Regions from separate parts of the Homo sapiens genome. Here region 2 is linked to region 1. A link is an interaction called in ENCODE POLR2A ChIA-PET data of the cell type or tissue named here. Cell type or tissue: Caco-2. All regions are shown on one strand. Each heading gives the region's core, and the rest is flanking DNA. Links, peaks and the distances in the headings are about the cores only.

The links. Peaks named below come from ENCODE experiments on the same cell type or tissue, not always from the same donor. Only the 100,000 strongest peaks of a DNase experiment are listed, where the experiment ranks them.
Region 2: POLR2A ChIA-PET joins it to region 1 with 9 read pairs; 2 of 35 experiments call an interaction of 5 or more read pairs at or near these places.

Annotation. Positions count from the first base shown.
Region 1 is chr5:180,651,424-180,654,342 of GRCh38, forward strand. No RefSeq gene overlaps it. Among named protein-coding and RNA genes, the nearest start is that of FLT4, 3.3 kb to the left of the region's middle. In Caco-2, for the core only: no CTCF peak of the experiment used is centred there; no DNase peak of the experiment used is centred there.
Region 2 is chr5:180,884,440-180,887,358 of GRCh38, forward strand. No RefSeq gene overlaps it. Among named protein-coding and RNA genes, the nearest start is that of BTNL8, 13 kb to the right of the region's middle. In Caco-2, for the core only: no CTCF peak of the experiment used is centred there; a DNase peak (open chromatin) is centred at 1,652; H3K4me3 peaks cover 202 bases.

The sequences.
Region 1 (2,919 bases), core at 283-2,782:
ATCTGCTCACCGCAGCCTCAGCACCCCCCGGGCTCAAATGATCCTCCCACCTCAGCCTCCCAAGTAGCTGGGACCACAGATGTGCGCCACCACACCCAGTGACTTTTTTGCATAGCTGGGTTTTCGCCACGTTGCCCAAGCTGGTCTTGAACTCCTGGGCTCAAGTGATCCACCTGCCTCAGCCTCCCAGAATGCTGGGATGACAGGGATGAGCCGCCGCATCCAGCCAGAATGTGCTTTTAAAATTTTAAAGTATACTTAGAGGACATAAGTGCAGATTTCTTAATTCATATATTGTGTACAGGTGAAGTCTGGGCTTTTAGTGTACGCGTCACCTGTACAGTGGACACTCTACCCAAAAGGTGATTTTTCAGTCCTTACCTCTTGCCCTCCCTCCCTGCTTTTGGAGTCTCCAGTGTCTATTACTCCTCTCTGTGTGTTTGTGTCCCTACAGTTTAGCTCACATTTTGCTTGTTGTTTTTTTTTTCCACTTTATCTCAGTGCCTTCATACCATTTATATTCTTTTGCTCAACACCATTAGTGAGATTCATCTATATTGCTGTGATGATCTATACTTTGCTCATTTTCGTAACTGCATAGTTTTCCACAGTAGGATACACCACAATTTGTCCATCTACTATTAATGGAAGTTTGAGTGGTTACCAGTTTCCAACTTTTGCCACAACACTCTTGTATGTGTTTCCTGGTGTACACATGCTGTCTTCAACTTTGGTAGCCAGTGCCAAGTATTTTTTCAAGTGATTTGTACCATTTTGCATGATCATGGCAGCGTAAGCAGTTACCGCTGCCGCACACCTTTACCCACAGTATTGTCAGTTTTGGTTTTTAAAATGTGGCCATTCTAGTTGGTTTGCATTGGCATCTCATTGCGGTTTCATTAGCTATTTTTTTTTTTTTTTTTTTTTTTTGAGACAGAGCCTTGCTCTGTTCCCAGGCTGGAGTGCAATGGCGCGATCCTGGCTCGCTGCAACTTCCACCTCCCAGGTTCAAGCAATTCTCCTGCCTCAGCCCCTGGAGAAGCTGGGATTACAGGCATACGCCACCATGCCCAGCTAATTTTTGTATTTTTAGTGGAGACGGGATTTCACCATGTTAGCCATGCTGGCCTCAAACTCCTGACCTCGGGTAATCCACCCGCCTCAGTCACCCGAAGTGCTGGGATTAACGGAGGTGAGCCACCATGCCTGATCTATTAGCTTTTCCTTAATTACCATTGCGGTTGAGCACATTTTTATAATTGGCCATTTAGATTTCAAGTCTTTTGCTCTTTACGACTCCCCATCTGTCTTTTTCTTATTGATTTGTAGTTCTTTATATATTCTGCATATGAGTCTTTTATCAGTTCCTTTATTATTGCTGTATAATGAAGTACTCCAAGATGTTGTGGGGCAAAGCAGCAGCTATTTCGTTTTGCTCATGCTTTTGAGAGTCAGGAATTTGACAAGGGCTTACTTAGCTGGGTTGGATGCCTGGTGGTCGGTGCTGGCTGTTGTCCAGAAGCTCAGCTGGGGCTGCCAACCAGTGCGCCCATTCGGTGTCTTTCCAGCATGACAATCCCACATTAGTTGAAGTTCTTGTGTAGCAGGTGGCTTCCCCAGAGTGACTATCCAAGAGAACTAGGTGGAAACTAGATAGTCTCGAAGAAGTCACAGCCTGCCTAGGGGACATGTTCCCCACAATTATTAGAGAGAGGCAAGGTCACATGCAGAAGAGCATGTGGGATGGCAGACACTGCCAAGGCCATCTGTGGAAAAGGAACTTGGGTACATTGTGCTACACATCTCCTCTCATTCGGGGTCTGAATTTTCACTTCCGTAATGCTCTCTTTTTGGGAGGCAGGATGAAGACAGAAGATTTTCATTTTAACACAGCACGCTTACAAATTGGTTTCCTTATGGCTGGTGTTACTTGTGTTATCTCATTATTTTATTACTATTATTTTTTGTTTGCGATGGAGCCGTGCTCTGTTGCCCAGGCTGGAGTGCAGTGGCAAGATCTCGGTTCACTGCAACCTCCGCCTCCCGGGTTCAAGCGATTCTCCTGCCTCAGCCTCCCGAGTAGCTGGGACTACATGCGTGTGCCACCATGCCTGGCTAAATTTTGTATTTTTAGTAGAGATGGGGTTTCGTCATGTTGGCCAGGCTGGTCATGAACTCTTGACCTCAGGTGATCCGCCCACCTCGGCCTCCCAAAGTGCTGGGATTACAGGCGTGAGCCACTGCGCCCGGCCTTGTGTTCTTTTAAAGAAACCTTTATCTTGATGTCATGAAGATATTTACTATTTTTTATCACTTATAAATTTTAATGTTTTATTTTCTCTTTCATATTTAGACCTGCGGGCCCTGGAATTGCCTTCTCTGTGTAGCGTAAAGTAGGTGCATGTGTCGAGTTTCTGTCTTTCACCCCGTAAAGATATCTTGCTACTGGCCGGGCGCTGTGGCTCACGCCTGTAATCCCAGCACTCTGGGAGGCCGAGGTGGGCAGATCACGAGGTCAGGAGATCGAGACCATCCTAGCGAACATGGTGAAACCCCGTCTCTACCAAAAAATACAAAAAAGTTAGCTAGGTGTGGTGGCGGAGGCCTGTAGTCCCAGCTACTCGGGAGGCTGAGGCAGGAGGATGGCGTGAACCTGGGAGGCGGAGCTTGCAGTGAGCAGAGATTGCACCACTGCACTCCAGCCTGGGTCACGGAGTGAGAGTCCGTCTCAAAAAAAAAAAAAAAAAAGGTATCTTGCTATCTCATGACCATGATGAGAAGGTCATGCTTTCTACACTTTTCTCTAGCTCCCCCTCAGTCATACATTAACGATCTACACGGAATGGTTCATTTTCTCAGCTTTGTCTATTTTTGTACTGATACTGTCACCAAAACATCACAGGTTCCGTCTAGGTCCGG
Region 2 (2,919 bases), core at 145-2,644, 230 kb after region 1:
ATGTTAGCTGGTTATTTTGCCTGTTAATTGATGCAGTTTCTTCATAGTGTCAATGGTCTTTACAATTTGGCATGTTTTTGCAGTGGCTGGTACCAGTTGTTCCTTTCCATTTCCATGTTTAGTGCTTCCTTCAGGAGCTCTTGTAAGGCAGGCCTGGTGGTGACAAAATCTCTCAGCATTTGCTTGTCTGTAAAGGATTTTATTTCTCCTTCACTTATGAAGCTTAGTTTGGCTGGATATGAAATTCTGGGTTGAAAATTCTTTTCTTTCAGAATGTTGAATATTGACCCCCACTCTCTTCTGGCTTGTAGAGTTTCTGCCAAGTGATCCACTGTTAGTCTGATGGGCTTCCCTTTGAGGGTAACCCGACCTTTCTCCCTGGCTGCCCTTAACATTTTTTCCTACATTTCAACCTTGGTGAATCTGACAATTATGTGTCTTGGGATTGCTCTTCTCAAGGAGTATCTTTATGGTATTCTCTGTATTTCCTGAATTTGAATGTTGGCCTGTCTTGCTAGGTTGGGGAAGTTCTCCTGCATAATATTCTGAAGAGTGTTTTCCAACTTGGTTCCATTCCCCCCGTCACTTTCAGGTACACCAATCAAATGTATATTTGGTCTTTTCACATAGTCCCATATTTCTTGGAGGCTTTGTTTGTTTCTTTTCACTCTTTTTTCTCTGATCTTGTCTTCTTGCTTTATTTCATTAATTTGATTTTCAATCACTGATATGCTTTCTTCCACTTGATCAAATCGGCTACTGAAGCTTGTGCATGCGTCACAAAGTTCTCATGCTGTGTATTTCAGCTCCATCAGGTCATTTAAGGTCTTCTCTACACTGGTTATTCTAGTTAGCCATTTGTCTAACCTTTTTTCAAGGTTTTTAGCTTCCTTGTGATGGGTTAGAGCATGCTCCTTTAGCTCGGAGGAGTTTGTTATTACTGACCTTCTGAAGCCTACTTCTGTCAATTCATCAAACTCATTCTCCATCCAGTTTTGTTCCCTTGCTGGTGAGGAGCTGTGATCCTTTGGAGGAGAAGAGACGCTCTGGTTTTTGGAATTTTCCACTTTTCTGTTCTGGTTTCTCTCCATCTTGTGGTTTTATCTACCTTTGGTCTTTGATGTTGGTGACCTACAGATGGGGTTTTGGTGTGGATGTCCTTTTTGTTGATGTTGAAGCTATTCCTTTCTGTTTGTTAGTTTTCCTTCTAACGGTCAGGCCCCTCAGCTTCAGGTCTGTTTGGAGTTTGCTGGAGGTCCACTCCACACCCTGTTTGCCTGGGTATCACCAGTGGAGGCTGCAAAACAGCAAATATTGCTGCCTGATCCTTCCTCTGGAAGCTTCATCCCAGAGGGGCACCCACCTATTTGAGGTGTCTGTTGGCCTCTACTGGGAGGTGTCTCCCAGTCAGGCTACACGGGGGTCAGGGACCCACCCGAAGAGGCAGTCTGTCCGTTCTTGGAGCTCAAATGCCATGCTAAGAGAACCACTGCTCTCTTCAGAGCTGTCAGACAGGGACGTTTAAGTCTGTAGAAGCTGCCTACTGACTTTTGTTCTACTATGCCCTGCCCTCAGAGGTGGAATCTAGAGAGGCAGTAGGCCTTGCTGAGCTGCAGTGGGCTCCGCCCAGTTCAAGGTTCCTGGCTGCTTTGTTTACACAGTGAGCCACTCAAGCCTCAGCAATGGTGGACACTCCTCCCCCTGTCAAGCTGCAGCATCGCAGGTTGATCTCAGACTGCCGTGCTGGCAGCGAGCAAGGCTCTGTGAGCATGGGACCCAGCAAGCCAGGCACAGGAGGGTATCTCCTGGTTTGCCAGTTGCTAAGACCGTGGGAGAAGTGCAGTATTTGGCTAGGAGTGTACTGTTTCTCCAGGTATAGTCTGTCATGGCTTCCCTTGGCTAGGAAAGGGAAATCCCCTGCCCCTTGTGCTTCCCAGGTGAGGTGATGCCCTGCCCTACTTCAGCTTGCCCTCCATGGGCTGCACCCACTGTCCAACCAGTCCCAGTGAGATGAGCCAGGTACCTCAGTTGGAAATGCAGAAATCACTCATCTTCTGCATTGATCTCGCTGGGAGCTGCAGACCGGAGTTGTTCCTATTTGGCCATCTTAGAAGCGACCCACAATATCTAGTTTTTTTTGAGATAGAGTCTCACTCTGTCACCCAGGCTAGAGTGCAGTGGCGCAATCTTGGCTCACTGCAACCTCTGCCTCCAGGGTTCAAGTGATTCTCCTGCCTCAGCCTCCCGAGTAGCTGGGATTACAGGTGTGTGCCACCACGCCCAGTTAATTTTTGTATTTTTAGTAGAGATGGGGTTTCAACATGTTGGTCAGGCTCATCTCGAATTCCTGACCTCATGATCTGCCCGCCTCGGCCTTGCAAAGTGCTGGGATTACAGGCGTGAGCCACTGCTCCCGGCCAGAATTTTACTTTTATACATGAATTGTTAAGAGTTTTTTGTTCGTTTTGAGAAGGAATCTCACTCTGTCACCCAGGCTGCAGTGCAGTGGTGCAATCTTGGCTCACTACAGCCCCTGCCTCCTGGGTTCAAGTGACTCTCCTGTCTCAGCCTCCTGAGTAGCTGGGACTACAGGCACACACCATTACCTCTGGCTAATTTTTGTATTTTCAGTAGAGACGGGATTTCACCTTGTTGGCCAGGCTGGTCTCGAACTCCTGACCTCAAGTGATCTACCCACTTCGGCCTCCCAAAGTGCTGGGTTTACAGGTGTGAGCCACTGCACCTGACCATTAAGAGTTTTTTAAATCAAGAATGGACGTGGAATTTTGTCAAATACTTTTCTGTGTCAATTGAGATAATCATGTGGTTTTCTGTTTTTCGTGCTGTAAATGTGATGTATTACATTGATTGAGTATGTTAACCAGCCTTTCATGCCAAGGATAAATCCCACTTGGTGAT